Linked DNA regions of Homo sapiens: region 2 is linked to region 1. The links are chromatin contacts, found by Hi-C in ENCODE. All regions are on one chromosome and are shown on one strand. The core of a region is the stretch at or near the end of the contact, and the rest is flanking DNA. Distances in the headings are between cores, read along the strand shown. Region 1 overlaps TULP4 (TUB like protein 4). Region 2 overlaps SNX9 (sorting nexin 9).

What was found. A loop is a pair of places that touch in the nucleus more often than their neighbours do. Pooled maps may share reads with other maps.
Region 2: a map with no recorded cell type shows a loop between it and region 1 (3-fold over the local background). The contact joins two enhancer-like sites. A Hi-C loop is called at or near these places in 2 of 37 single-sample maps with no recorded cell type and 2 of 50 pooled maps.

What each region holds. Positions count from the first base shown.
Region 1 is chr6:158,326,596-158,330,385 of GRCh38, forward strand. The region is part of intron 1 of TULP4 (TUB like protein 4); the gene reads left to right. Among named protein-coding and RNA genes, the nearest start is that of SNORA116, 5.5 kb to the left of the region's middle. Within about 2 kb of position 2,116, at least 3 of the 41 ENCODE cell types and tissues checked have a DNase peak (open chromatin) inside an H3K27ac peak, as active enhancers do.
Region 2 is chr6:157,831,940-157,835,672 of GRCh38, forward strand. The region is part of intron 1 of SNX9 (sorting nexin 9); the gene reads left to right. Among named protein-coding and RNA genes, the nearest start is that of SNX9, 11 kb to the left of the region's middle. Within about 2 kb of position 1,777, at least 6 of the 41 ENCODE cell types and tissues checked have a DNase peak (open chromatin) inside an H3K27ac peak, as active enhancers do.

The DNA of each region.
Region 1 (3,790 bases), core at 866-3,365:
TAATCTCTGTAAATGTCTTAATTGCTTTCACACTTGATAGTTTGGCTGGGTACAGATTTCTAGGTAGTTTTCTTCAGAATTTTGTCTTCACATTTCCAGAGTTTTTAGAAGCATAGTAGTTAAGAGCTCAGGCCCCGGAGCTAGACTCAGTTTACGTTCTAGCTCCATCACTTAGTAATGCCATGACTTTAAATATATTATCTAATTTATCTTTATAGTTGTCCCTTGACTATCATGGTTTGAACTTTGTGGATCCACTTATATGTGGAATTTTTTCAATCAAATACGGATCAAAAATACAGTATTTCTGGGATGCAAAATCCATGTTTATATGGAGAGGATTATACACAAAATCAACGTTTGTATGCTTAAGTTCTTGTGGGCTGACTGCGGGATTTGAGTATGTGAGAATTTGGGTATACGTGCACAGTCCTGCAACCATCCCCCTTGTGTACCAGACTGTACTATGATTTTCTCATTTGTGAAATGGATTTATAAATAATACTTTCCTCATATGGGATTTGTTGTAAGGATTCAGTGGTTACTATAGCCATTTAGAAAAGTGGCTGGCACATGATGAGGGCTTTTTAAAATTGACTATTATTACTCTAGGTCCTTTATATGTGACCTAAAAAACATTCAAAAGTTTATGCATGTGTTCTTTTTTCTAGGTATTCTGAAATTTCATAATGGTCTGCTTTAGTAACTTTTTTCACATTAACAAGGTAGAGACCCATTTGGTGGAAACGATGCTCTTCAGTTCCAGGGCTTTTTGGTTGTTGTTGCTTTAAGAATTACTACCCACCTGCATCCTGGATTTTCTCTGTTTTCTCTAACCTACTAGTCAGATGTTTAACCTCTTAGAATAACTTCCTGACTTTTAAAGTTTTACATGTTTGACTTTCTGAGAGATTTCCTTACTTTATTTTTTAAGCTTTTCTAATCAAAATTATTTCAGAGCCATGATGGTTTTCATTTCTAACATCTTGTTCTAATCTACTGGCTGCTCCAGTTCTTATTTTATGGGCACTATATTTTCTCATACTTCTGTGAGGATACAAATTATGGTTTTAAACAATTTTTTTTTTGTCCATGCATTAGATCTGCTTTTTTTGAGGTTTTTTAAAGAGGTGTGTGTGAGTGTGTATAGGGGTGGTTCTGTGTGAATCTCCCCACCACCACCCAGATTTTTTATAATTGAGGTCTTCTTTAAATGTCTAATGATCCTTGACTATTTATTCAAATGTAAGAGTAGTGCACCATGAATCTCTTTGGCATCTTTTGTGTGTGTATATGTAGGGGGTGTTTAGCTGGTGAGCTTTATTGTATTATATAATGACCTGGGGGAGAACCAGCTGTTTTCTTGGGACTGCCAAAGGTCAGCATCCAAGCAGCTTTCTCCGTAGTGGTCCAGTTTCTTTCAGTAAGAAACTTCCAGTCACACACCTGTGAATATACTCCTGTTGCCAGCATTCTCAGAGCTGGTGTGTGTGTGTGTGTGTGTGTGTGTGTGTGTGTGTGTGTGTGTGTGTGCGTGCGTGCTGGGAAAGAGGTAGACCTAGTTATATGAAAGTTGGAGGAGCAGGAGGAGGGAGGAGGAGGAGCTAATATTGAGTATTTATTTTGTACCAGACACCATCCTAAGTGCTATAGCTCACTCAGTCCTCACATCAGCTCTGCAGCTTTGCACCTGTTATTGTCATCTTTTTTTTTTAGATGAGGAAAGTGAGGTACAGAGACGTTAAGCAGCTTGCCCAAAGTAAGGCATCTCTGCTAATTGACAGAGCTGAAATTGAACTCAGGAACCTTCTAGATTCTATGTATTTGGCTTTTCACAACATCATTCTTGTTTTCAATCCTTGTCACTATCTCTGCTGTGCCTGAGATTCCCAAAACGAGTTGTGGCTAACCCAGAGAATAACCCTTCAGTGCCTGATGTTGGTGGAGAGAAGAATTGCCTAGTTACATCTCATATGGCTCAGCAGGGGAGAGGAGTGCCCTCATGGTTGCTAAATGTGGGAATGGAATGTGAGGCAGGAGGCAGGTGAGAGGTTAGTACAGGTGGGAGGTGTCCCCGCTGTGTGGGGAGGAGGGACTTTTGCCACTAGTTCTGTTACAGGTTTGGGATTCTAGGACACTGGACACTAATGTGCCTAATCTGTAAGGCATTCTAGACTCATCTTGTGCAGTTCATTCATCTTCCCGCCTCGCAAGCCAGCAGAGCCTGACTTGGGGCCTCAGCTCTGCATGGAGCTACCTATTGGGCCTTCAACAGCGAGGGTTTTAGTCAGAAACACAGAAATGAATCCTTAGTGCACTGGGCAGTGGGTATCGTATTTTACTAGGAGGTTTTTGTCTAGAAGTTGGTCATTTCTCTGGGATATGGTATAGGATGGGTGGGAAGGGTGCCACAAGGAAAAACGTGAGAATTTGTACTGTGCAACAGTTTGGTGTTTCCAGTTGGGTCCACCCACAACCTTGACTCCAAACTTCCAAAACAAACACACCTGTGCATTTTGCCCAAGATTCTATTGCTGGGTGTTTTTATTGTACCTTCTGGCAACCTACATTTGGTTTCTCTTCCTCATTGTTGCTGTTTTAGGGAATTCTTACTGACATGTGTTGTTTTTTCCACTTGGCCTAGTTAGATTTGGTCTACTAAAATACAGAGGAGATTGTCTCTATCTTAGGGACTTTTCTTTATCCTCCTAGTCAAGCTCACTTCCAGCCTTTCTTTTTCCTCCCTGTATATAATCCCTGTGACAACGTTTAAGGCAAAACCGAGATTTGTATGTTTTAGCTCTGTTCTTTCTTTGCTGATTAAATTTTTAGAGTTTAAGGAAGAGTTCATTAATCAGAACCTTAACATTAAAAAAAAAAAAGAAGAATAACCTCGAAAGCACCATCCTTGTCAGAAAGCTCTATTTTGTAAACTCCTTGGTAGCAGAAATAAATGTTTGATGGCTTTGTTTAAAAAGGCAGTATGAGTTAATGTTTAGGACTTGGGAAGTTAATTTTATACAGAAAACAAGAGTGTAAAAACCATCTATTGTCTCTCCATTCACTTGATGTTTTTCACAATTTTAGATTTTTTTTTAACCTCTTCAGGAAATTCGCTACAGATGGCATTTGTGACTAATTAGGGAATCACTTAAACATGACCAAAGAGCTTTTGCTTGTCTCCTAGGCCTTAAAATTTTGTTTTCCTTTAATTGTGCTTTGAAAAACCTAACTATTTTCAAGATTGAAAACACCTTAGGGGAGTCAGGCTCTGTAATGTAAACTGAAATTTTCCCCTAGTAATGAAACACTTGTTTAAGTGATCAATATCTCTTTTTTAAAAAAAGCATTATTATATTTTAAATCAGCATTGTGCAATAGAAACATAATATTAACCACATATGTAATATTAAATTTTAAATAGACACATTAAAAGTAAAAAGAAACAGGTGAAATTAATTTTTAATATACTTTAACTCAATATATCTAAAATATTTCAGCATGTAATCGATATACAAACTACTAATTTGATAACCGATACTCTTTTTTTTATACTAAGTCTTTGAAATCTGGCACATCTCAATTTGGATTAGCCACACTGGCAAGTGCCCAGTTGCCACATGTGGCTAGTAACTACCATATTGGACTGTAGTTTTAGACAAGTCTCTTTCTTTTTGAGGGCTGTGGCAGAGCTCCATGCTTACCCAGAGAACTTGTTAATGAATGTCCAATAGGACCTTGGATAAAAGGCATTTAAAAACCCTTTTATTTGGAAATAATTTCAAACTAT
Region 2 (3,733 bases), core at 527-3,026, 490 kb before region 1:
AGGTCAAAAAGTTGTTAAGCATTTTGGTTGAAACCAAACCTTCAGTCAAGCTGTCAAACTGTGGGCATTTCAAAACTTTCCAATTGATATTTCTTTGTCATTTTTCTTTTGACTATTAAAAGCACATGATAGACTACTTACTAATTTCTAGGCATTGTAAATGCAGTGTTTAAGGATGCTATTCAGTCTGACTGAATTTTTCTAAGTTATTTGTAGTATCTGAAAATCGAGTCATATGGTATTATTACCCACAGGGACAGTACTCAGAAGTCACAGATTTGTGATTGTTCATTAAGTCAGACACTTAACTTTAGGGATAAATTAAAGAGGGGGAAATGCAGCTTCATTCTGTTGCCTATCACCCGTTGTCATCCACAACTCATTCATTTGAACTTCAGATGTGCCAGGTCCTCTGGGATGTCAGTATGAAAGGCCTGTCCTTGTACTCAAAGGGCACAATGTCTTGAAGGAGGGCAGGCTGTCTGCAGGGGCACAGTGCAGGCTCCTGGCACAGTTCCTCAAGCCCAGAGGCTTTCAAAGGACCCAAGTCTTGAAATGTCTGTGTATTAGTCTGTTCTCATGCTGCTATGAAGAAATACCCGAGGCTAGGTAATTTATAAAGAAAAGAGATTTAAATGACTCACAGTTCCAAAGGGCTGGAGAGGCCTCAGGAAGCTTACAAATCCATGGTGGAAGGGGAAGCAAACATGTCCTTCTTCACATGGCAGCAGGAAGAAGTGCCGAGCAAAAGGGGGAAAACCCTTATAAAACCATCAGATCTTGTGAGAATTCATGAGAACAGCATGGGGGTAACTGCCCCCATGATTCAATTACCCCCACCAGGTGCCTCCCACAACATGTGGGGATTATGGGAACTACAATTCAAGATGAGATCTGGGGAGACACAGCCAAACCATATCAGTCTGTTACTTAGTACTTTGAGTGAGTTTTAAACCTTACTCTATCACTTCAGTTGCTTCAAAAATACTTCCATAGTACAGCTCCACAGTCTGCAAGTCCAGACTTTGCCTTGTCAGATCCCAGATATTCAGTTCAGCAGACATTTCAGTAGCTATTTTGTGCCACTTGGATGCTGGGAATAAAGATTTGGATCCTCCCTAGGACAGTTGACATTCAGATATTAATGAATTGGTGTATTTAAAATGTGCGAGTTTAAATGTATTTCCTAATTTAAATTCACAGAAAAAGGCTTGAAAATTTAGACGTATGTATAAATAGTTGCCTATTGCATAGTGGCTGCACATAAGAAGTTTTTTTATGTTTTAGTTTGTTTTATAGTCTCAAGATTTTAAGTAATGAATATTTGCTGCTTTTGTAACAAGGAAAAAAAAGATTTTTTTTTAATTAAAAACTTACTGTCTTTAGGCCTCTAAAGCAGATTCCCAAACTTATATACCTTCTGTTAATTTGTTTCAAATTGTACTAGGTTGGAAAAATTTTTTAATGCTTACACATAGTAAGGGCACTTCAATAGAAGAATGCTAATGCATTCAGGATTACAAATATTATTTTGTAATTTTCTTAAGTATGGTACTTAAGGAAATTTTCTTCTTCCAGGGGAAAAAAAGAGTATGTTTTAAAAGTAGCTTTAAAACATAACTGAAAACTTACTGAACAACTAGCACTGAATCTGAAGGTGTTACAAATTGCTGTTTCATAAATACATTGGTAATTTTACCTGCCACCATGTGCCTTCTCCCTCAGGAGCTTAGAAGAGGCAGGGTGGTTAATTCTTTGTGGTTAGGCAGGGTTTCCAGCACTGCACTTCTCCTCCCGCCTTCCTAAACCATGACTCAGATTTTAGAGTCAAGAGTTGAATAATATGATTTTACAGTTGTTTTGTTGATGCATCAGATTTACTTTGTCCCGTGACTATCTACCAGTATTGCCGAACTGAACTGGGTCCATTTGCCCATGTAGTGGAAAGCCAAACACTGAAGCACCAGGTTTTTGTAGTGAGAGAGGCTTATTGCCAGACAGCTGAGCAAGGAGACAGGAGTTGGACTTAAGTCTGTCTCTCCACGCTGGGGGCTACGTCAGGTTTTGTACTTAGAGGTAATGAGGCGTGATCTGATTGGATCTTGCAGTGGGGTGATGCTGGAGGCATAATCTGACTGGATCCTGCCATGGGGTGACACCAGGGCTTGATCTGATCGGATTTTGGATCCTGCCATGTGGTGTCCACTGTGGTTTTTTTTTTTTTTTTTTTTTTTTTTTTTTTTTTTGAGTCAGGGTCTCTCTTCTGTTGCCCAGGCTGAAGTGCAGTGGTGCAACCTCCACTGACTGCAGCTCAACCTCCTGGGCTCCAGCGATCCTCTCACCTCAACATCCTGAGTAAGCTGACACCACAAAGTGCGTGCCAGCACACCTGGCTAATTTAAAAGAATTTTTTTTTTTTTTTGTAGAGACGGGGTCTCAGTCTGTTCCTCAGGCTGGAGTGCAGTGGCATGATAATAACTCACTGCAGCCTTGAACTCCTGGGCTTAAGTGATTCTCCCACCTCAGCCTCACAAGTAGCTTGGACTACAGCTGTGTGCCACCCCCCCGGCCAATTTTTTAAATTTTTTTTTCTTTAGTAGAATTGAGGTCTCGCCATGTTCCCCAGGTTGGTCTCAAACTCCTAGGCTCAAACGATCCTCCTGTGTCAGCCTCCCAAAGAATTGTGATTACAGCCTCCCAAACTGTTAGTGTCCACTTCTTAATTCAGTGCTCATTCCTCATGCCCATTCCATTCCAAGTGCCCATCTGAGCACGTGGGTTCTATCCATGGCTGCACACTTAGTTTTGGGCATGCTCTGGTGATGTGACGTTCAACCTGGAGGTCCATGCCAACTGAAAAGCAGCTCATAACTTTGTTACATAAAAGTTGAACCAGATTAGTCTGATGCAATTCCAACAGTATGTAAAGCGTATTCAATGTCCTTGCAACCCCTAAAAGCTCCAAAACCCTAGGAAATCAATACCCGTTAGGTTACTGAGATCTGTGGTTACAATAGGTTGAGCTGTCTGAATCATCTAAAGCCAAGATGATACCAAAAAGTATAGACATTTTAAATTTAATTTTATTTTTGAGACAGAGTCTTACTTTGTCACCCAGGCTGGAGTGCAGTGGCATGATCTCAGCTCACTGCAACCTCCACCTCCTGGGTTCAAGCAGTTCTCCTGCCTCAGCCTCCCAGGCAACTGGGATTACAGATGTGTGCCACCACGCTCAGCTAATTTCTGTATTTTTAGTGGAGATGGGGTTTCACCATATTGGCCAGCCCAGTTTCAAACTCCTGACACCAAGTGATCCACCTGCCTCGGCCCCTCAAAGTGCTGGGATTACAGGCGTGAGTCACCATGCCCAGCCAAGATTTTTAAAATATTCTAATATTTACTTCTATTAGAGTTCAATTACTATATAATGACCAAAAGCAAAGTTTTCAGCCTTTAAAAACCCATTCCCCTTCTTTTTTTTTTTTTTTTTTTAAATAGAGTCTTGCTCTGTTGCCCAGGCTGGAGTCCAGTGGTGCAAACATGGCTCATTGAAGCCTTGAACTCCCACACTGAAGCAATCCTCCTGCCTCATCCTCTTGAGTATCTGTGATATGGTTAGGCTTCGTGTCCCCACCCAAATCTCATCTTGAATTGTAATCGCTGTAATCTCCAAGTGTCACAGGAGGGACCAGGTGGAGGTAATTGAATCACGGGGTCGATTTCCCCCATGCTG